Linked DNA regions of Mus musculus: all the other regions are linked to region 3. A link is a loop called in an ENCODE intact Hi-C map of the cell type or tissue named here. Cell type or tissue: heart. All regions are shown on one strand.

Evidence for each region. A loop is a pair of places that touch in the nucleus more often than their neighbours do. Peaks named below come from ENCODE experiments on the same cell type or tissue, not always from the same donor. Only the 100,000 strongest peaks of a DNase experiment are listed, where the experiment ranks them.
Region 1: it touches region 3 in a loop (2.1-fold over the local background); 5 of 42 quality-filtered maps call a loop at or near these places.
Region 2: a loop joins it to region 3, with 3 times the contacts of the local background. A loop is called at or near these places in 9 of 42 quality-filtered maps.

What each region holds. Positions count from the first base shown.
Region 1 is chr13:45,803,108-45,811,107 of GRCm38, forward strand. The region is part of intron 3 of Atxn1 (ataxin 1); the gene reads right to left. Among named protein-coding and RNA genes, the nearest start is that of Atxn1, 160 kb to the right of the region's middle. In heart, a CTCF peak has its summit at 4,868 (motif pointing left); DNase peaks (open chromatin) are centred at 104 and 6,994; H3K4me3 peaks cover 982 bases; H3K27ac peaks cover 1,204 bases.
Region 2 is chr13:45,629,010-45,637,009 of GRCm38, forward strand. The region is part of intron 6 of Atxn1 (ataxin 1); the gene reads right to left. Among named protein-coding and RNA genes, the nearest start is that of Gm34582, 110 kb to the left of the region's middle. In heart, CTCF peaks have their summits at 3,311 and 5,112; no DNase peak of the experiment used is centred here; H3K27ac peaks cover 320 bases.
Region 3 is chr13:45,962,004-45,970,003 of GRCm38, forward strand. It overlaps Atxn1 (ataxin 1), which reads right to left and starts at 2,988. Exons shown (of 8, transcript NM_009124.6): 1 at 2,812-2,988. 5033430I15Rik (RIKEN cDNA 5033430I15 gene) reads left to right here and starts at 3,221. Exons shown (of 2, transcript NR_167678.1): 1 at 3,221-3,380; 2 at 3,908-4,505. In heart, CTCF peaks have their summits at 1,670, 1,869, 4,225 (motif pointing right) and 4,777; DNase peaks (open chromatin) are centred at 1,618, 2,608, 3,118, 3,418 and 1 weaker place; H3K4me3 peaks cover 5,007 bases; H3K27ac peaks cover 4,304 bases.

The sequences.
Region 1 (8,000 bases), 160 kb before region 3:
GCAGGTCTCCAACAAGCTGCACAGAGCTGTTTCCAACACAAGAGAAAGCATATCCCTGAATGCTATCAGTAGTGTTGTGAAATCCATGGTGGGAAAGAAGGCCCTATGGGAACTACGTGGGCTCCCAACACAGCATCGTGTTTGACTAAGTGGGGAGGTGCACGCCTCTGGGCCAGGACAGCAAAGAGACGCCGCTAGGTTCTGAGCTGTGCTAGATGTAGAATTGAGCAGCCAAGAGCCGAGTATGGAATGGCTGAACTTGGTAAAACATGCCATGGAGCTCGCTCAGCACAGGTTGTAGGGACTGGTAATCACTGTGGCATAGCTACAAGACGACCTTCCGATGACTCAGGCTACCTGGACCTCCATAGTTAGATGCTGTCACTTCCTTTTGTCTTGTTCTCCTTCCTCTCCTCTCCCTTAGCTTCTCCTCCTTTTCTCCGACCTCCCTTGATCTCTCTCTCTCTCTCTCTCTCTCTCTCTCTCTCTCTCTCTCAGTATCTCCTCTCCGGTTTCTCAGAACGAAACACTCGGATATTCAAAATAAATACATGCATTCCTTTAGCAGAGATAACTGCTCACTGCCTTGCTTCTCGGGTTCATTAGTCATTAAATGAGACATTGATGCCCGAGGAGAAGGTTAGCATTGAGCTGGGCTCAGTTATATAAATAGAAGTCCATGGTCCAGAGTACTTCTCTAGCGTGCAAGACAGCCCGAGTTCCATCCCCAGGATCATAGATATAAACTCTGCAAGGGGGCACACAGCAAGAATCCCAGCACCGGGCAAGCTCAAGGTTACCTTTTGGCTATGTAGCCTGGCCTAGGGATCCTGCCTCAAAATAAAATAAGAAAACAGAATAAAACCATGCATGGTGGTGTCTCTGCTCTCAACTGGCTACTCAGAGCAGATCTGAAAACAAAGCCTATGGTTACCTGAAAGGCCAGCAAAATGGAGCCCTGTGATAGTATCTGCTCACAAACCAGGTGGGAGGACCTCTACTTGCCATTTAGCTGCAAGGTTGTCCAGCAGAGAAACTGGCCTCTACTCTGGAGCCACACCTCCTTCTCTCTCTCCATTGCTGTGGAGACGAGGAAGAGGAGGTGTTGGTGTGTCGGCACAGCCATGGCAGAGCCATGCACAGGGACAGCTGCAGCGGAGGGGATCAGGCAAGGCCAAAGGTTCCTACGTGTCCACTCACCTAACAAGACTGTCCCCATTCTACCCAATCTCAAAGCCAAGGATACGTAACGCATTAGCACCCCACACTTCTCTAGCTTTCAACGGCCAGTCATCATTGTCTATAAGGTGCTAAGCTGTCAGTCTCACCAATCACTCAGCAGGAGGCTGCACAGAGAGGATGGATCAAGGCAGACATGAAAGGCCTCACGGTTAGTTGATATAGAAAGAAATATGTTTTGACATCGAGGAGACCCAGCACTCTGAAGGCTTCTATGTGAAGCTCCCCATGGCCATTTCTTATGTTAGAAACGAACCGTGGGTCTAAAGGGCTAGCTCAGTTGGTAGCCTGTTTGCTAGGCTACCAACAACAAGAACACCACTTTGATCTCCAGCACGAACATAAGAAACTGGACATGCTGACACATATGCTGGGGTAGCAGAGAAAGTCCTGAGCTTCAGCCGGGCCCAGGGACCAATGAGAGACTCCATCTCAAAACACAAGTCATACAGACTCTGAGGACCAACACCTGAGGTGCATCTTTGGCCTACACACACACACACACACACACACACACACACACACACACACACACCCCACACAAACACACAAGCTTAATTGGTAAAGGACAGCTGATGTCTTTTAATAATAAACAAAACAGCTGTCACACTGAAAGATGGTATTATTTCTAAGTATTAGCATGTCCAGATATGGACTCTTCTCTTTCTCAGTGACATTTCACAGGGGGGCACACTTTGGGGAAATCACTAAAATGACAGTGTTCATTGCTAAATGTCACTGGAGTAGTAAATAAATCTATTCACTTTTAGGAAACTTTAGCAGAGCAGGATAATAACATGTCTGTAATCCCCTCCTCCTGAGGCAGGGGGATCACTAAGAGTTTAAAGGGCACTAGAAGATGTGTATTAAGACCCTGTCTCAAAAGCAAAACAACTTTCAAGATGAATATCACGCCATACCTGGACATCTTGAATGTAATGGTATGATTTTTTTTTCCTTATGAAACTGTAGTAAATGAATCATGGTTATTTTCTACCAATAACCGAGGTCAATAGGACTGGAAAGGTAGCCCAGTTTGTAAAATACTTGCCTTGCAAGCATGAGGTTCTGAGTTCCATCTCCAGAGCCCAAGCTTAAAACATGCCTTTAGAGCCAGCTGGGATGGTGCTCTTATTAACCCTAACACTGGGGCACCTTGAAGGTTAACCAGCATAGACTGGTGGCAGGTTTCCAAGCCACATAGAGACATTGCCTCAAAAAGTAAAGTGGAGGGTGTCCTGAGGGATGCTTCTTGAAGTTGAACTTTGGCCTCCACACATATGCACACACACACACACACACACACAGAGGCATGTGCACAAATACTAACGACATACTTGAACCTCCTTTCATAGCCCTGAACGACACATGCCGTGTGCTATCGGCAACACATCTTAGGAAGCCAGCTGACCCTTCCTATCTGGTCTCCATTCTGCCTGGGTCAATGGCAGCCACAAAGAATGCAGTGCCATTTTCATATCTAAGCAAAACCACACAAAAAAACAAAAGGCATCTTACAGTAATCCCCCAACGTCAAAGGAAGTGATTCTAGAGTATCCACACCGCTGATTACATTAACACAGATAATTAAAAGTTGCCCGTCTAATAATATTAGGCAGCAGACACAACTTTTAGAAAATGTCTCCCTGGTATTAGCTATGCAAAAAAAAAAAAAAAAAAAAAAAAATCCCCGGGTGAATGTTCCTCACTAATCAAATCCATCTCCTCTTAAGAGTGGGTATAATAAATGGGTAGCCTAGAAGGAAGGCTTTGAACAGAATGTCTCACTATTGTCTGATTATTCTAAATTTAAAACTCCCAACAAAGGCAGGGATTATTCTCCTGGAGGTTCAAGATTCATGAGAGTTTGCTAATGAAGTTCCTTTAGGAGAGCAAATCAAAAAATTGCTATCTGCAAGCCGCCAGTGTTTTATGCTTGGGTGGTGTTTTTTAAAATCAAAGTCACTATTCATTCAACAACAAATGTTTGTCTGGAGTAAATGAATGAGAGTAATGGCCTCGAAGCACTTCACAAGCTTAATCACCTCTAAGCTACGACTCAAGAAACAGCTTCTATCCAGCCTGAATGCACATGCCAATCAGAGTGACATGGCAGCCGTCCTGCGGAGGGCTGAAGTGAGTGAGGCCCGGAGACCACAGCATACCTTTTGCTGCTTATAAAATGACTCATCTTGGGGATGGATCTATCGGCCCCTGTATTTGCCTTTCTGTGATGTCTCCATACAATCTGGAAAGCTGAAAATTTCAGGGCAGACGAGATAAGATTCAGAACATCAGACAAAGTGAGGGGAGTTGCTGAGATCACAAAAGGGGTAAAATCCTTCCACCTTGATACTAAACGGAATGTTAATATATCACCCCTAGGGGGAACAGAGAGCAAAAGACTCACGCCGAATCTTTCTGATACCACAGTAAGAGAGACATGTGCCTTTAGGACACAGGACAGGGGGTAGGGCAAGACTCCCTGAGGCTTCTGGCTTATTCCTATTCTTCCAATAACATTGATGAAAACCATCCTTTTACCCTCATTCCGACCTTAGACCAGGACGCAACCAGAGAACTGGCCAGTTACTTAACGCCCACCTGTTTGCAACTCACAGGCAATGCTAGTTAAAAAAAAAAAAAAAAAAAAAAAAGCTTTTTGATTTGTTTTTGTTTGTTTGTTTGTTTGTTTTATTTTGTTTGCAAGTGGAATCTACTCGCCGAGTAGCAGGTCCTCATGCATTTCAGGGATCTCGGACATCTTACAGCTTTCCCCAATCCATGCCAAGGGAATTAAGGCCCTGTTACCCCCACAGAGAAATGCCTTCCGTGTGCTCAGCGTAAGGCAAAGTGCAACGCACCTCCCACAGGTCTATTTTGGCCCCAGTGGATGGATGGGCACCCTCTATTTTATGCAGACTAAAGGGGAAAGTGAAGTTTACCTTGGAGAACGTCTCCCTTTCCCCAACGGGGCCCCCTAAAGCCCCTGAGGTCTCCCTTTCCTAATTCCTCTCCACCGCGAGGGTCCTCCCAAGCCATTAACAGTCTTGAATCACCCTATTGTCTTCTTAGGAATACACTTCACTCATTGTTTGCCTCCTTAAAAAGAAAAAAAAAAAAGCTACTTTTAAACCCTTTAATTTTTAAAGCAACGCATCAAAAGCTTTCCTTTCCTTTCTGGCATCAGGCAGCAGTGGATGTTCTGAATGGGTAAACAGTTCCTACTTTCAAAAGGCCTGTTTCAGTGCGTGTTAAAGCCTGCCTTCTGGACGGAGATGCTTTGAAATCACCAACCAGGTTCATGTTCCAGACAGCGCCTGAGCGTGCGTTACTCACTTACAAATTAGAAGAGGCGAGGATGTGGTGCGGTGTCGTCAGTGTACCCGTTAGGAGATAATGATACATCCTGGCCGGCCACATCATCTTAAGGACCACTCTCGGGACGCGGAAGAGCCCGAGTGCAGGGAATCACAGCAGCCGAGGGAATAGACTGACCACTTCTGCTAAGGCTCTGCACCCCCCTCCCACCCCCAGAATCAAATCTAGTTCAAGAGGGACAACCCTATTATAGCAGTTCTGGAATGCCTGCGAGCTGGGGTCCACCCCGTAGCCATGCGCCCCCTACAGGCAGCTCTGAGTATTGTTCTCCTGCTAAATCCTACCTAAAACCCTAATTCTGTCTTTCTCCTCTCTCTTCTCCTTGCAATCCATTGCCTAAGGATAGATAGTTCAACAGTACAGATATAGTGCCATCCATTCATCCCAGAACACAGTTTGAGCCAGCTACAAATTTTCAAGTCAGAACTGCTAACGATTCCCTAGGTAGAGTATACAAAGCCTTAATTAACACTGACTGCCCGAGAGTGGTAGAAAACATAATCCCTTGATCATGGATGGCATCCCTGCCCCCTGCCTGCCAGGTAAGTAAGGGAAGACAGGTGTTGAAGCAAGCAGGTAACCAAGGAGGGAGAGAAACACACAGCTCCCTCAGTCCCCACCATAAGAAGGGTAGTTTGCAAAAACCTACAGCTGACCCAGGCTTCATTCAAAGGTCCAATTTTCAAAACCAAGTATAAATGAGCCAGGAATGGTGGCTCACATCAGTGATCCAGACACTCTGCAAGCCCAAGTAGGAAGAAGATCAATTTGAGTTTCGGGTCAGCCTGGACTGCATAGTGAGATTCAAGTCAGCCTGGGCTAGAGTGAGACCCTACCTCAAAAAAAGGCTTCACCCCTCTAAAACATCAAATATATGTGCTATGGCTAAAGTTTAGATAGGTGGGGGGCATGGAGGATTGGGGGTGGGAATTAAAGGTATAGGTGAGGATATGAGCAACCAGTCAGGAGGTAGAACGAGTTAGAGTAACCAGAGTATTAAGTAGAATAAAGAGGTAGCTTGGTGGGGAAAGGGGATGTGGGGACCTAGAGGCGAGATTCAGTGAAGGCAGGCCTGGAAAGATGGCTCAGCAGGCAACGGTGGTTACCATTCACCCCAATGAACACCTTGATCACTTGGAACCCACATAGTAGGAGAGAACCAGTTTCCACAAGTTCTTCCCCTCTCCCCATGCCCCATCGCACATGCTTGCCTGCTTCCACACAAGATAAATACATCCTAAGTCTTTAGAAAAGGATTTATAAGGACCTTGCCCCCCCCAGAGAGTATCTCTGGATCACAGCAGGAGGTGGCATGGAGGACAGAGAACCCAGTTCTACAAACCCCCTACCTCTCTCAAGATTTTCCAGGTTGGCACCAAGAGGACAGTCCCACCTGGAAGAGCGGAGGTACGGTGGGATGGATGGCACATGAAACTTGATCTCTTAGGCTAGAAACTTGTAAAGGGGGGGTTCTCATAAGGTCCCCTGCCCAGGTCTGAGCATGGGGAGGTGGCAATGGGGACCTGATACAAGCTATTCCCTAGACCCCCTTCAAAGGCTAGGGGGGGCCACTCAATGCATATGAAAGACCCAGGGTTGAATCCTGCACCAAAGATCAAATATCAAAGCAATGCCAGCAAAGTCTAACAGCAGTCAGAGGAGCCTCGCCATTTTGCATCCAGCATCTCAAACACCTATCACTGTGCCCTCCTACCCCAGCAACCGTGTTCACCTGCCAGAAGCCAACTCTTGAAGTACAGTAATGTACCAGTCGGGAACAAGGAGACCTTCAAACAAGAGTACTCTTGTTTGTACAAACCATGGCCTTCATCTGTAATGACTTTTCCCCTCATCTGTCACATCCAGCTACTAAACAGTAGCTCACCTGGCTAGTCCCAGGCATGCAGCTCACACTGCCTATTTCTGGATCATGTGCACTGGCCGGAGGCTCCCAGCCTCCTGGTGTGTAGATAACAGCCCTTCAACGGACGGACGATGGCAATATTATTGACATCTACATCTGTCACCTACCCCAGTCCTTCTTAGTTCAAATTCTGCTTTCTATTTTGGTTCGCTGAGACAGAGTCTCCTATAATCTAGACTGGTCTCAGTCTTGCTATATATCTGAAGAAGAACTCCACGTCCGATCCTCCTCCTTCCACTTCCTACGGGCAGGGATTGCAGTGCCTCACTCCTCCTGGCTAGGGAGCGTCTGCCCCACGAGGGCTGCTCTGCACAACCCTGGCAGCCCTGTCTCTGCTCCAGACCCATCCTGACTTTCTAAACAGCGGCACCCCTCCCCCACTTACACAAACACGCAACGGACACCACGTTCTCTACAGCATCTCTTCTTCTAAGTCACTTTTATTAACAACAACTGCCCCTCGACCAGTGAGAAGAGAAAACACCAGACACTGAATATGCCTTGACTGGGTTCGTTAAGCCTATGACCCTCCCACTGCCTGCCCGCACTTGACCTCCGTCTTGTTTTGTCATTTGACTGCATTGTGTTCGGACCTGAAGAGAGTTGTTTTGTTCACTCTTACTCAAAGACATGTGATGCTATTGTTCTTTGTCTCCTTTAAAAAAAAAAAAATCTGCTGGCATTCTTGCCATCCCCAGTAAGACAAGGGCCTTCGAGGTTTGCTGAGGCTTCTGGGCTGAAGCAATTATCTGCTGAACAACCAGAACCCAGCTGTAAAGGCCAAGAGGAAAAGTGCAAAGGGTGGCTCAGGCCACGCTTTGAATCGTAAACATTATTGCGGGCAGAGTGGGTTGCTGCTGGCTGGTATGTTTTCCCGCACCTAATTGGGCCGGGTGGCACGGCACTCCTGGGGACCATTACAGAGATACAAGTGTGGCTTCCGTGCATAAAAGTTGTGTGTCTGGCAATCTGGGCACAGGCTTACTTTCTACAGACTGCTTTCTATGCTAAATGTTCTGCAGGAGTTCATGATTCCAGAGGATTGCATCAATGGTTCAGGGGATCTGAAAGCCTCTCTGGTTGTGTTTTATGAACGCCTAGCTCTGAGCTTCGAGTGCAGCTTCTATGAATACTTCAGAACCCCAGGAATATGACTAGGGCCCAGACCTCTTAACCTGAAGCTATTTTGTTACATAGCCCAGAGAAATAATCACACAGAAGACAAGACCAGAAACACGATACTTGATTCTCTATCTCAGGAAGGAGAATAACAGAGTAATCGCAGTGTGGAAGAGTGTAGGCTGGAGGGGCAGGGGTCTAGAGCGAGGCGCAGACTGGGAAGCAAGAGGAAGTCTGGGTCACCAGCATTTAAGTGGCTCAAGTTTCAGAATCAAGCCTGTGTACTGGGACTACCAGGTACGATGAAGGAAGTCTCTTTAGATGGTAGGGCCGTGTG
Region 2 (8,000 bases), 330 kb before region 3:
TAAGCACTCTAACACGTGGGTCTGAGTACTGGCACTGAGCCATGGACACAAAGGAAAATAAAAACATCTTAGTAAGCCCCTCCAACTTTTACATGACTACCCCTGATTCCAAGTTTATATTATTCTCACTTTGGCATGGTAAACTGTCTTTTCTCTCTTCCAAGAACTGAGAAAGTGATAGAAGAGGGAAGACATGCATCTGTGAATTCTCATGAGGAATCTTGTTTGTTCTGAGAGAGGGTCTCACATTGAACCCAGAACTGTCTAGAATCACCTAGATGAGTTGTGGCAATCCTCCTGCTTCAGCCTCTTATGCACCGGGGTTAAGATTTGTGCCACACTACCCCTTGTGACTCCTATTTGTCTTCTAAAAAGTCGTTCTTAAACTCTAGTGTGGTAACATTGGCTCTTGCATTAGTTTTCTAGAGTCACAGAACTTATGGGTAGTCTCTATATAGTAAAGGAGTTTGTTGATGACTTACAGTCTACAGTCCAACTCCTAACAACGGTCAGCAGCAGCTGTGAATGGAAGTCCAAGGATCTAGCAGTTGCTCAGTCCCACAAGGCAAGCAGGCAAGGAGAGTCTTCTTCCAATGTCCTTCTGTAGGTCTTCAGCAGAAGGTGTAGCCCAGATTAAAGGTGTGTGCCACCTCACCTTTAATCCCAGATGACCTTGAATTCTCCCTGTTTTAATCTCCTGGAATTCATAGCCACTATGCCTCAAGCTCTCCATATCAAGATCCAGGTCAGAAACTTCTATCTCTCAGCCTCCAGATTAGGATCACTGGTGAGCCTTCCAGTTCTGGATTGTAGTTCATTACAGATATAGTCAAGTTGACAACCAGAGATAGCCACTACAGCTATGTAAGAGGTCCTTTATTTGGAAATCCTCCTGCCCCTGCACAGTGAGATAGCTTTCTCTGGGGACTCTGTTCCTTGATTTTATCTTTCTACCAATTTTCCTGGTCAGTTGGCTCCATATTGAGAACAATTAACGGATGCTAAGCTGTGTAAGGGTAGTGGAGGAGGCTGACATTAATGAAGGCTTGGGTCAGAAGGGCTCAAGGCTCAACTCCTGTTCCCTGGTCTCTCTGTCATTTGACAGGAGCCTCTAAAAACCCTCCTAGCTCCCTGGCCACTGGACCTGTATCTCCTTTACTCCTTCCCCCTTTGCAAGTGTGAAGCTGACCTTACTCTGTTATTTTTTTGTTTGTTTGTTTGTTTGTTTGTTTTTGGTTTTTCGAGACAGGGTTTCTCTGTGTAGCCCTGGCTGTCCTGGAACTCACTCTGTAGACCAGGCTGTTCTTGAACTTAGAAGTCCTCCTGCTTCTGCCTCCCAAGCGCTGGGATTAAAGGCGTGCGCCACCACTGCCTAGCTGTCCATGCTCTGTATCAATCCTTTTACCCTGCAATCAGCTACCAGTCCCTTATCTGATGGCTCCTCAGTCACCAAGTCTTGATGCATTCACTTGGTTGCCTCTCTCCAAAGCCCTGAAACATCCAAGCCCAAATCTAGCAGCTTGCTCTCCTGTAAACCTTACACCTCTGCTGTGTTTCCAATAGCAAAGCTGAAGGGCTTCTGCGGAAACGGGCCCACAGCACAGAATAAGTACACTTAGAGAGAGGCCATGCCAGCAAAGGGATCATTTAGAAATATTTTCGAGGTCAAGAGGCTCTACATCTGTGCTTATTTGCATGGGGACATTTTTGTTGCTTGGACAAGTAGCTTCATTCTAGAAATCTGACTTTCAAACTAGACTCTAATGTTGACAGAGTCCTCTCATCCCTAGGCGTAACAAAAAAGGGTGTGGAAGAGACAAAACCACTTTGTGAATAGAAAGAAAGGTGCTGGGTGGAACGCTAAGCCACGCATGGACTTCTAAGCTCCCTCCTGCTATAACCTTTGCAAGATCCTAGGGATCCTAAAACTCGGGTACCACAAGGATGTGAAAATAAGTGCTAAGCAATCAAGAAGCACATCCATTGGCTGCTCGCAGGAAGCTTACTTCATTAGCGGCAGACTGTTGTGTGCAGGCGCTGAGCCTGATTTTATTAGCCCCGTGCAACATGTTCTTTGGAAGGTTACTCTTTCTTCCTCCCAGCTGGCAAGGATGCTGACTGAATTCTGCTGAGGGCTTAACACTTCACATACCAGGGCTCGTCACCCACTAGGCTGTTTCTAGGATGTAACACTGGCATGTTCCAAAGCCCTTGGAAGAAGGAACAGAGAGCCTCTGGGAGCTTGCAGGGTGCTGTCCTCTAAACACACTGGTCACCCCCTTTCCTTTTCATCCATCCTTTGATGGAGTTTTATGACCCACAGACAGCATATATCAGTGGTATGGTTTTATGCTTCCCCAAATCCTAAGATATCTGATAAAAATGAGAGACAACTGGCTTATAGTCATTTCCTGGTTAACAACACACACACAGTCTTCAGGGCAGGAACAACTGAAGAGGTGAAGCAAAGAGTGCATCCGCCACCATTGTGAGATGCTCTTCATGGCTCCGAATCAGACCTATAGTGCAGAGCTTGGCTGGAATAGTTGGGACAGCTGTCTCTCCTTTCAAGTGAGAATCCTAGCTCCCACTGACTATCCCATGGACAGGGGAGGTCTGATGTCTCAGACCCACTTGTGCTGGGTCCACAGCCCTTGTTGCTGTGAGACAGGACAGAAAGATGAGGACAATTATGAGGATGCAGGAAAGAAAGGAAGCCTTGGAGTCTGGCTGAAGTCTCTTGCCAGCTGAGAGTTCAGAACCACAACACGATGAGCATTTACTGTGAAGACTGCCTACATATGCCAGACCATATTCCTTTTACGTGGAAATATCCCTTCCCTGCTTGTGACCTGTGGTTTTTATCAGCCTGCATGCCTATCTACACTACATGCCTATACACTACAGCAAACACCCTATGGTACCATTTATAAAACACTGCTAGAATTCTTGACTAGCAGGTAAGAGACCATTGCTTGGATTCCTGCCATTTAAAAACTGGACACGATAGGGCACATATACAATCTGAGAACACGGACAAGTTTAAGGCTATTCTTGGCTACACAGTGAGTCCAAGGCTAGCCTTGGGATTCATTAAACTCTGCCTCAGAAAAAAAACAAAACAAAACAACCACATTCTGTATGGTAGTTACTAAAGTATTTGAGCGCAATGTTCTTTTGAGGAGCCCACATCCATACTAGAGTGTGAACTTCTCCTCTCCTATGCACTTTTCTCCATGAGCACCATGTTGAATCTGACCTGTCTTGAAAGATGCTTCCGAGGCATTGTCAAGAATGCAGGTTTCACACAAGTGCAGGTCTCCAAAAGAACCATAGGGGGCAGTGTGGAGCTGCAATAGTCTCTGCCCCCCCCCCCCCTTCCCTATATTCCCTGTGGCTAACATCATTGAGGAACAGGGGTCCGAAGCTGAATGAAATCAGGTAAGGACTTCATCTTTGTGCCCATCAGACATTAGCTTTCCTCTCTAGAATCTTCACAAGCCTCTATAAGATTTCTGTGGTCATCAACTGGGGAAGATGGTTTTAGCCCAGTCTGAATGCAAATTTAGAATTAAAAAAAAAAAAAAGAACAAACAAAGCTAGCTGCTAAAATAATCCTTTGTAGTTTAAACATCTATAGATCATACACATGCATGCCCTGGCATCAAAGGGAGCTAGGACTCTCTTGCCACAGAAATCAAAATCCACAGTGCTCAAATCTTTTACAGAAGGTGGTAAGGTGCTTATATAACCATGCAACCTCCCTATAATTATAGTCATCTGTAGATTACTTATAACATTTAATACAGTATAAATGCTATGAAAACAGCTGTTATATTAATTACAGAATAACAAAAAAAATAGTCTATACATGCTCAGTGCAGATGCAAGCTTTGAAGAAAGAAAAGTTCTAACAGTAGCCTGTTGAATTTCTAGATGTGGCGTTTGCAGATACAGAACATGAGGACATAGAGGGTCCAGTATATACACATATCTATCTATGTGCATGTGTGTACATATCTAAGCATACATATTATCTATTCATATTCATACTGCAGACACAGGCATATGTGTATACCACAAAAGAATGAGACACTATCATGAAGTAGACCACTGTGTTGCATGTGTGCACATATCTAAACATACACATTACATATGCATATACACATTGCATACACAGACACACATGTATACCACAGAAGATTGAGACATTATCATGAACCAGACTGGTGCTGGAGTTAAACTGCAGCAGAGTAACTCAGACCTTGGGTGTACATGGTTGCTTTAACACCAGAAACAAAACCACAAAAGACCTTCGATGCTGTCATATATGACAGCTGGCCAGAGGCTGCCCAAGAGAAGCATCAGGCTTCTTCCTGTTTCTGAACAGAGGTCTCAATGTTAAGGTAAGCATCTATCTATCTATCTATCTATCTATCTATCTATCTATCTATCTATCTATCTATCTATCTATCTTTCTATCTATTCATCCATCCATCCATCCCTCTATCATCCATTTATTATCTGTCTATCTATGATCTATGTATGTATGTATGTATGTATTTATGTATGTATGTATCTGTCTGTTTGTCTTTTTTTTTTCAAACATTGTCTAACTACCTACTGCAGGCTGGCCTCAAACTCAAAAGATTCACCTGCCTCTGCCTCTCTGGTACTATGATTAAAAACACACTACCACACTCAGCTACTTATTTATATTTTTTTAAAACAGAGTCTCAAGTAGGCCAGGCTGACCTTCAACTCTTGCTCTTCTTGCCTCCATCTCCAAAGTGTTGGGATTACAGGTCTGTGCTAGTGCTAAGCATTTTCCATACTAAGTTACTGTACTGTCCCTGCCCCCAGTGTCACCCTCCCATTGCTTCTTCTGTCCCCTTTATTTCCTAAGCCCTGGTTCTAAAAGAAGGACCAACAAGAAGTGGGGTGGGTTGGGGTTCTCCAGGTCATGGAGCCACATGTGATATTTTTGGGTTTTGCTCAAGTTCTGGAAGCAAAGGTAAGGAAAGTGAGACATTCTCTCTGCCATTGTTACAGAAAATTCTTGTGATTTTTTTTTTTTTTAACTTAAAGTAAAGAGACACTGGAGGGAGCCCTAAACACCTAGTAATGGAAACAGTGCTGGAAATATGTACTCAAAAGTCCAATACAGAAGTTACTGCTTTGGGGATGATGGGACAAACTATATCTTTTATTGGCCAGTTTGGATTCTAAACAGCAGGGCCAAGGGGATCAAGGTGAGTGTTATATGCAGGGTGTTGGGGGCAGGGAAGGGAGGGCAAATAAAACATCCTGACCTTGGTGTTCCTCAGCCCACAAAGGAAGCTGATTATTCTTGGCTCTCACATGACCTTTTCAAAACAGAACCTGGAACTTTCCTTGGAGAGCCACCATGGTTCTTTTAAGCAAGACGATTAGAGAGACAGAATAAAGAAACAAACATAGAACCAGACCAAGTGAACTTTGTTCTGGGCATGCCTGGTTTTTCCCATGTCACACTCAAAGGTGCTTTGCCCTCAGGGAAGGGTCAGCCTATCCTTCTTGTCCCAAAGTCACATCCATCATGCAGTCCAGATCCCTAAGTAGACACAGAAAGCTCTGAATGAGGAGACCTTATGACACATTGAGTTGTCGGGGGACATTTTAACCTTCTTGGGGGACTATCTAGCCCACTTCTGCTGCACTTTCAAGGATAAGACTCATTGGTACCGGGCAGAGCCCAGTCTCCCTTCATGCCAACAAAGGCTTGCTCTATTCAAGTTGGGTCCCAGCCCAGCTGTCAGGTGGGCAAGCAGTTTTCCATATAGGTTCCTTCCTTCCTTCTTAGCTCACCTCTCTCCTGTAGGAGTCTAGTTACAGCCAGGCATTATGGCTTGAGAGTTGTCTCCCTGCTTCCTGTTCCACTCTGATGCCAGGTGTCTTAGCTCTACAGCGCCACTACCTAGAGCACCCAGCCACCATGCTTCTCTGACTGCAATGGACAGAACTCCCTTTGGCTGTGAGTCAGAATAAAGCCCCCTCCCTTCCCTTAAGTTGCTTCTTGTCAGGTACTTGGTCATGGTGATGAGAAAAGTAATGAATATAGGACAAAACCTTTAATTTTCCAGTCTACTTGCTTCAGTTCCACTCAGTAACTTCCTTGAAGTTCACTATGTACCGGGTGATAGAGGTGGTCTAGGTTACAATGTTATAATGCAAAACTTGATGAAAGCCATGATCTATGTCACAATGTTACAACGCAAAACTTCCATGCTGGTAATTCAGGAAGCTTCCATCTCAGAAACAAAGACTCTTTTTGTTACTCAATCTGTACTCCTTGAGCTAGCTGGTCCTTGAATTTACAGAGTCTCCTGTCTCTGCCCTTCATTCCTCCATGGGACTGCTGGGATTATAGATGCTTACACAGACTACTGTATTAGGCCTTTACATGGGTCTTGGGGATCCAAATTCAGGCTGTCAGGCTTGTAAGACAAATGTCTTATCCACTGAGCCATTTCCTCGGTCCTGGACTTCTTTTCTTCTTGTAGAAAGCCCACAGTATACTTGATGCTTGGTCTTGGCTGATACTCAGGACTGCTATGTGTAAAGTACAGCAAATGTCCATTATAGAGCTCATGAAACCATGATGTGAAAAAGGACGTGAGAGATAAGAAAGGTTGAAAGAGCTAAGTGGAAGAAGCGCAATCTTCTGACAGGGGAAGTATCTTCTCTGTCCTACGCTGCTTCGGGAGGTGACACCTACCAACCTAGGTCATAAGGACCTAGGAGGTCTGTCACATTTTGGGATCTGATAATTTTTACTACTCAGGGATGGAAGGGGTTAATTCTCTTACTGTAGTTAGCAACAGAGAAAAAGACAGGCCAATCAACAAAACTCATGGTGTCGCAGGGTAGAAACAGGAGCTGACAGGACCTTTCTGAAGGGGATCAGAGGACTTACAGAAATAAGTGACTTAGAGTCTCTTTCCAGTTAACTAGACTTTGAGCAATGGCTTCCCTAAAGCCTGCGTTCACAACCAATCACTTGACCTCTGGATCCAATTCATTATTAAAAATGGTAAGACTCCATCTTAAAAACCCTTTTCTGCAATAGAGGAAGATCCCAGAAAAGGGATTCAACTGTGAGGGAGAGACGCTGAGTTTATGATGTGTATTTTTTCACCTACTTTCATAATCGTCCCGTCCCATGGTTTTAATGAAGAGGAAATAAAAGACAATATGGCTAGATAATTAGTCTTGATTCTCACAGCTGGTGGGCAGCAGAAGTAGAGCATGAATCCAGAACGGTCAAATTCTAACATGCACTCTACCCCAATGGACGCTTACAGTGGTATACAAGTAGGTGCTTAATAACAAAAAACCTGGTAGCCAGGGATAGGGAGATGGCTCGGTGGGTAAGGCCTTGGCTGTTTAAGCATGCAGACCTGAGGTCAAAGGCCAAACACCCACAAGGAAAAGCCAGTGCAGGCCTGTAACTCCAGTACTGGAGGCACAGGGTAGGAAGCTCCTGGCAGCTCCTGGCAGCTCATTGGCAGCTCACTGGCAGCTCACTGGCAGCTCACTGGCAGCCAGATGAGCTGAAAGGCTGAGTTCCAGACTCAGTCAGAGACACTATCTCAACAATAGCGGTGGAGAAAGAGATGGAAGGAGGCATCTGATAGCAACCTGTGGCTACAGCAGATACATATTGTGAGGTTTAACCGACCAGATGAGCTCACGGTGAGCTTCATTCTTAACCTAGGTTGGTTAAATACCCCTTAGTCATTTATTATAATGGAAACAGTCATTGTCATCAAGAGGACTGATACTGGCTGCTTGGGAACACATGACTGTCACTTGCTTTGACATTTTCCAGGAGGAATGCAGTTCTGCTCTTGTATTTAACATTTGCATGATGAGACTCGCTGTTTATAGAATGGTGCTTGCATTTTCCCCTCCTGTGAAAAAAAGCTCTCTCTCTCTCTCTCTCTCTCTCTCTCTCTCTC
Region 3 (8,000 bases):
TCGAAGCCCCATTCAGTGTCTCCTGACTGAAAGAAGACAGCAATTGAAACAGTGAAGTCTCTCCCCTCCCGGTTCGGGGCAGCTCAAATACTGTGCATAAAACACTTGGAGTAGTTCAGGCAAACCCACCTGAATGGGCCAAGGAACACTGTCTGTAGCCATGGCAACCTGATCTAATTACATGAGTGATCAGGGCTGGAGTAAGTGTACAGAAAACTAACACCACAGACAGTATCTATGATGAGAGAGGCAGACAGGCAGGAGGCTTCTCAGCCTCAGCTTTATGTGGAAGGTGGCGTTCAAGCCAATTTATTTGCAAAGCTGCTAAAATATTGACTGATGCGTGGCCAGTTAGAGGACAATCAGAGGAGATTAAATGCCACAGCTAAGCTGTTATGGTGCAATCCCTTTCCAAGAGTTCTTGCGCATGTTTTTTCTTCTCTCTGGTGGCTACCTCTAGCTTCCCCTGGCATAAGCTTCATTCAAAAATAAAATAAAAATAAAAACCCTCGGCTATCAAACTGTCTTAGCTACCCACCCACCATCAGTAAACCAGAGGGTAGGCTTAACCCAGGCTTCTAGGAATGGCAGGGCTCTTCATAAAGCTGGACACGGTTTAGCAAACACTATTGCAAAAAAGTAACCAGCTGCGCCTAAAAATACCCAGCATGTAACTACCTTGTTGCCTACGATCTATAGCAGTGCTGTTTAAATATTAAGAAGAGCTCGCATTATAAAACAGAAATGTCACTGAGATGACACTACTAGGTTGCTACAGGGAAACATAGGGCATACACACATTCCCCTGCATACCAGGCAGAATGTGAGGTGAGAACTCTAAAGCATTACTTTTTATTCTGTAGGTGGTGTGGGGTCTTCTAATTTTACTAATTGTATCCTGTGGCTCTCTCTCTGACAAACTAAGAAACCTCTTCGGGGACAGAACCAGTTTGGAGGAGTTCCTACTGCACAACATACGGTAAACAAAATAAAAATAGCTTGCCTTTCTTGTTAGCCACATAGCGCATTATATAACCAGCTTCCGACTGGCTTCTTTTTTTTTTTTTCCGCCCTTACTACTCTTCAGCAATTTCCCAACCTTCCCCAAGTATTTATATTGCCCTCTTATCTGTAGGATTATACAGCAAGAAAGCAAAACAAAACAGGACAGCCACGGGATCGAACTAAACCCCATCCTCTTACCCCTGATCCTCCCCCCACCCCACCCCCCGCGCCCCTGGCAGAGTCTAGATACAGCACCCTACTTCCACCCCCCACCACTAAGGTCCTTGCTCAATCTCCCTAGAAAACCTGAATTGTTTCACCTCTTGCAGTCAGCTCTCTACGTGGTCTGAAATAAAATGAAAGCGCACAAGCCACAGAGTTGAAGGAGGCGGCTCAAGAGAGGTCGAAGCGCTGCAGAGTCAACCAAGGGACCACCGTGGACCCCCACCCCCACTCCCCGCTCCCCATCGCGATGGTCCTGGTCCCCGCCCGGCGCGCGAACACACGCACACACGCACCTACACACTCACACGCACTTACTCCCTCCTCTCCGACCCCGCCTCACCTCTCGCTCCGCCCGTCCGGCCCCTTCCCTGCCCCCTGCGGGACCGGCCTGCGCGCTCGGCTGCAACCACGTAGGAGGCGGCGGCGGTGGCGGCGGCAGCCCTGGCAGTGGCAGTGGCGGCGACTCGGGCCCCGAGTGAACGAGCCGCGGGGCTCCGGGGCACATCCCAATCCCCGCAGCGCCTCCTCCGCCGCCACCTCCTCCTTCCCCTCCTCCCGTCTTCATTCACCCTCTCTGCCGCCGCGCAGCAGAGCAGTCCCGGCGCAGGGCAGCGCCCGCAGCTCCTCCGCTACTGCTGCGGGCGCCGGCAGAGTCGCCGGGCCGGGCTGGGGCGCTCGCGGGCTCCCGGCTCCAGCTCCGGCGGTGGCGGCGGCGTCTGCTGCTGCTGCTCTGGATCAGGAAGCGGCCGCACCAACAGGGCGGCGGTGGCAGCTGCAGCTAGGGCCGGTCTTCTCCCGCTGCGCTGCGATGGCCCGCGCGCCCTTGCCTCCTGAGGCGCCACCTCTCCGCGCCCCTAGCCTCACGCAAAGTCCCCTCTTGGTCCCCTCGTAGCCCCGAGAGGCTGGCCTAGGCGGGGAGACCCCAAGCTCGGGGTTGCCTCTGTCAAGCTAGGCGACCCCGGGCGGGGAAGCCCAGCCCTCCCTCGAGCCCCCGCAGCGCTCACCGCCCCCACCCGGGAGGGGGGACTGGAGAGGAGCGAAGAGGGCAGCGCGACCCTCCGCGGCTGCCGCCTCCCCCTGCGCCACACGGAAGGAGGAGGACCGGGCTCTATCCGCTCGCCGCCGCCGGACCGGCAGCAGCCGAAACGGGGCGCCGCCGTTCTCCCCACCCGCGCCCCCCGCCCGGGCGCGCCCCCTCTCCTGGCGGCCGCCCACCCAGCCCCTATCTGCTGCCCTTGCTAGCCGCTCCTGCTCCCAGAGGGGGTCCCGAGCCGGGAGGCTGGAGCCGGGCACTAGTGTATGTACACACAGTCACACATACACTCGCGCGCGCGCCTGCACACACACACACACACACACACACACACACACCACGACGCGTCGGTTTCCTTCGCTCCTCTTCCAGCTGTTTTCCGTGCAGCCCATTGAGACTGGGGGAGGGGGGGTGTATGCTGGATGTTCTTTGGCCCCTCTCCGGAGAGAGCAGATTGGGGTGCGGGAGGGGGTGATTTTAATCTAAATCGGGGTGGAAGGGGGAGGGGGAGAGAAAGAATCAGAGGAGGAAAAAAAATAGCCACTTACTGTAAAGTGTAAATGGATCTGGGGTTGCGTGGGGAAGGGGTAACAGAGGGAGAGACACAGTGTCCTGCGGCTGCTGTAGCTCTAGCTGCGGCTCCACAGGGCTTGTTTTGGATCCCCCTGCAGTGAAACAGGTCCTGTACGGCTCCTCCACTGTAGTAGAAATGATGTCTGCGGTATACTCTGCTCTCTCCTCCTCCTCCTCCTCCTCCCCCCTCCCCTCCCTCCTCCCTCCGCCCGCCCTCCCTCCCTCGCGCTCTCTCTCGCGCTCGCTCGCTCGCTCCAGTATGTAAATGTGTAATAGAAGCCAAATATGGAGCAGTTGGCTGCCGCCGCCGCAGCTCAAGGATCCGACTTCATGGGGGGGGAGGGGGGGGGGAGGCACCCTCTGGCAGGCGGCCCGGCGAGCCGCACAGAGCACGGCGAGCGCACGGCGCGGCTGCCGGCCCGCGCCCTTAACCCTTCTATGCACCCGGGCTGGAGCGGCGCTCGCTCCAGGGGAGGCCGGGTTGTCTCTCCGCAACTGTGGCTCCGGATCCCCGACACCGACCGGAGGGGACTGTGCCTTCCAGGTTTGAGAAAGGGGCGGGGAAGTTGGGGCGATGAGGTCATTGGAGTGGTGACCGATCGGTGCTCGCGCGCCTCCCCGGCTCCCTGCAACCTAGTTGGAGGGGGACAGGGTGAGTGCAGGGTGCAACTCAGGCAACCTGGGAGACTCGCAGCGACGGGTGTCAGGATTTGGCTCCTACTTGGTAAAATACCCAAGGGGGCGGGGAAGTCGGCTGATTTCTAATTACGAAGTGCCCTTGGTGCCCCCCGGGTGAGCATCTAAAGAGGACTCATTGTATCCTTACTGTTAACCCTCCAACCCGCCAGCCCTGCGTCATCCGAGGCAAGGCCCGCGCCTGCTGCCTTGGCTTGCAACTCGGGAAAGTTCTCAGGCTTCCCCAGCTTGCACTGGCACCCTCACCTTTCCTGCCTGGACAAGCTGGCGACCTCCCGGTCCTCCTTTCAAATTCTGCTGGTCTCGAAATCTGCTGTGGGCATGGAACGCCTCAGCTCTAGCTAGCCCTGGTAACCGACCTCACTCACTCCTCAGGGCTAACTGTGGATCATTCATTTCATCGCAAGCGAGGTAACCTGTGCACTGAGCAGTCAGTCGATGGTGGTTCTCGGGGAAACCAAGCGAAGGAACGCTCCCCCACCCACCTTGTCCCGGTGGCTAAACGCAGACGTGGACTCCCCACCCGGCCCCCTCCGGCTACACCTCAGCCAAGCGTAAGCTCGAGGGAAGAACTCTTCTCTGGAGGCGTTCACCTTGCCAACAGGTGTGGCACCCGAAAGAAGAGCCATCACATCCCCACGAGGGTCGCTCAGTGCCGCGTTCTCTTTGCAGCAGAAAATTCTTGAAGACCAGTAGGTGTCAGGCCAGCATCTGACCTCTTTCAGGTGCTTAGAACTGAGAGTCTGGAAACTCGATCCCTTGGTCTCGCTGGAAGCCACTACTATTTATTGACTCTAAGCCGGATTTGAGAGACCTTTTGGCTCCGTTTACGTATGACCCAACAATTAGTCACTGTCTGAAGCAGCGTACAGAATCACCAAGAGAAACGTGTGCGCGTTTAAACTACTGTATTGTGGAGCCGGCACTTCAGAAGTTAAATTAAAAAAATAATAATAAAATAAAATAAAAGAGATGCAGTGGTGTGTGTGTGTGTGTGTGTGTGTGTGTGTGTGTGTGTGTGTGTGTTTGTGGTGTAGGACACATTATCTATTCTCAGGTTTTGAAATACCGTGCACACATCCACGGTTGCTTAAATAGAACTACAACTGTTCCCTCTCACCGCCCCCCCCCGCCCCCACTCCCTATAAACTGTGTTGTTCACTTGAGGATCCGCGATTATTAGACTTCATATGCTAAAGTGACATTGTTGGTCTCATTACAGCCTCTAGTGGACGGTTAACGTTGAGTTTCCTGTCGGGGCTCTGTCTAGTTTTGTTTTCCCTCCTGAGCTTTATCCAGGTGAAGGTTAACAGTTCAGAGCTTAACTGACTGGTGTCTTTTCGCTCCCTCTTGGTAAAGCTGTCTTTGAAATGGAGCAGACGCTCGCTGGCTGCCTGTGGGAAAGGCGTCTGCTTTGTGCTACAGGTATTGTTCCGGCTGGCCTGTGAAACCGACAAAGCTTCTGTTATTCGCTTCACTTGCAGACAGCTTTCATATAAAAAAAAAAACAAATTTAATCTAAAATATTTTTATAACAGAAAATATTGGTTGCCATGTTTTTGGCATAACTGAGATGTTTTTATTCCAGCTCATAATCTGTAAACTGTCCAATCCACCTCCACTCTATTTTTAGACATCTTATATTTAGAGAATTTTCAAGGGGAAAAAACCTCCTAATATTGTAATTATTACGTTGGTGCAAGCAGTTAATTTGCATTATTTTAACAACCTTAAACATATTAAAACACATAATTCATATTAGACGTAGTCGATTAATTTAAATGTTCCCTGAAGAAAGCTAAATATGTACATTATCCATACAGTAAAAATAATTAATAAGAAATGTGTTGTTTACTTTCCTAACCATTAAGATTAAAGCCATAAACACTCTCTCTCTCTCTCTCTCTCTCTCTCTCTCTCTCTCACACACATACACACACACACACACACACCTACAGCTATTGCTTCCTGCAAGTTCCAACACAAACATAATACTCATAGAGCAGTTTCCTTACTTGAGTACTGAGATGTTTCATTTCCTGAAGACAAAATGTCAAACGCACCATCTGAGAAGGAACAGGAGAGGCTCTCTAAAAGCAAAAGTTCTCATGGAAATAAAACCTCCATGGAAAAAGAACAAGGTTTTCAAGGTGGCAGCTATATAGCACTGGCCCCTACCCCCAAATCTGATATTATGTTTGTATAAGACTCGGTCGAGCTCTGTAGTGAAGCAAAATTGAGGAAGGAGGCCCTGCTGAACCTTGCTCCTGATGTGTGTTATGTATTATTTAATGTAAAAAGAAATGTTAGTACCTTCTATTTATTTTTTAAAGATATATATTAAAGATACATATATCTTAAATATATTAATACTTAAGATGTTTAATATATATTAAATATATTTAAAAATAAGGTACTAACCTGTGTGTGTGTGTGTGTGTGTGTGTGTGTGTGTGTGTGTGTGAGAGAGAGAGAGAGAGAGAGAGAGAGAGAGAGAGAGAGAGAGAGAGGAGGGTCCTCTTATCACTTTCTGATTATTCCTTTGAGACAAGGTCTCTACCTAAACTTAAAGGGTCATATTTTCTAGACTAGGCTGGAAATCAGCACACCTAGTCTTTGCCTCCTGTCTCTTCCCACTCCAAGTTGAGGTTACAGACCCATGGGATGCTCAGCTGTAAGCAGTGCTGAGGTCCACGCTCGGGACCTCCCTGTCTTACAACAAGTCTCAAGACGTGTCTCCCCCACCCCCCACCTTCTTTCTGTTTTGCTGATTTTTGTCTTGTCTACTCTTGAAAGGTCAAAATGGTCTAGCAACTATTTCTTAGGTCACAAGACTCTTCTGTCACACTTCTGCATTTGCAAGCATGATAGTTAATGCAGCCACAGCTGCTGCAGCACCACCATTCAGGGGATTTTAGCTTTTCTGAGTCAAGGATCCTACCCCACACTAGGCAGGTGGGGTCTGCCTTTGAACCAACTGCTGGGGACTGGCTCAACCCAGCATGAAGAACACTGGTCTGTTCTTTGGGGCGCTACCTCAGCACACTTGGCCCCACATACAGAATCTAATTCTCCAGTGAATTACCTTCATACTAATTAAATTTACCAATGGGAAAAAATTCACATTGCACTTGGACCTCTGTATTCTCAAATTTAATCAGCTTCTGGTAATACACACACACACACACACACACACACACACACACACACACACACACACATATATATATATATATATATATATATATATATATATACACACATATACATATGTGTGTGTGTGTATTCATCTGTACTGAATACCTGTAGACATTTCACTCGTCATTATTCTATGCACAATACAGAATGATGGATATTTCCGTTGCACTAGGTGTTATGAATAACCTCGAGATTACTGATAACTTAGAGTTATACTGTTAACTTAAATTACTTATAATGTAAAGCATGTAACAGGATGTGAGTACTCCATATCCAAACACTACACTTGTACAGTCTAAGATGTGGGTGTCTCAGGGGGACCCAAAAACTAGCCCTCATATTGAGGGGTGACCATATATACACATGAACGAAATAGTCCTCCATCCTTGAAGAGCCCTTTTTCACCAATTATGGAACCCCCTAGGACTGAGTGTGCTGGGGTCTTGGCTATGAATGTGTTCTCTGAGGCAGTAGAGGGAGCACAAGAGTGCTTAATACACCCAGTGTACACAGGGCCCTCGAAATTGTGACAGATTTTAAATTATAGTATATGTTTGCATTGGAAGTAGCCTGTTATGTCATTCAGAACCAAACAAAACAAAAAAAGCTAACAAACATTTACTGCCTACTAGATTACAGCAACTAAATAATTGAACAGATTGCAAATTACATAAAATAAAAGATACACTCATCTTGAGTTCTAGGCTTGCGTTCTTCCAGTGGACTTCGGAAGTCCTGCTCAGAAAAGATACCTTATTGCCTGAACGCACGGAAGCCGTTTTGATGCTCACACCACACTGGGTGTGTCCGCACACACCTGTAATCCCTGCAGGAGGATGGGGAAGTCCAAAGCATCTTTCCTGAACTGCTTAAAAGTTCAAGGCCAGCCTAAGATACACGAGAAGTTGTCTTAAATACTTCTCACCCACCCACCCCCCTCTCTCTCTCTCTCTCACACACACACACACACACACACGCACACGCACACGCACACGCACACGCACACACACACACACACACGCACACACACACATACACACACACACACCACAGAGGACTTCCTGGCCTGATGATATACCTCAGAGGTTAAAAAGTTTGTTATCAAGAATGGGGAATCAAGTTCAATTCCCAAATCCATGTGGTAAAGAACAGACCAACTCTGGCAAGTCATCCTCTGACCTCCAGAGTGCCCCCCTTACATACAACCACACAGTAAATAAATGAACATGGTAAAAACTTTGTCAATAAAAGGCCCGTGAAGTGTTAGTTT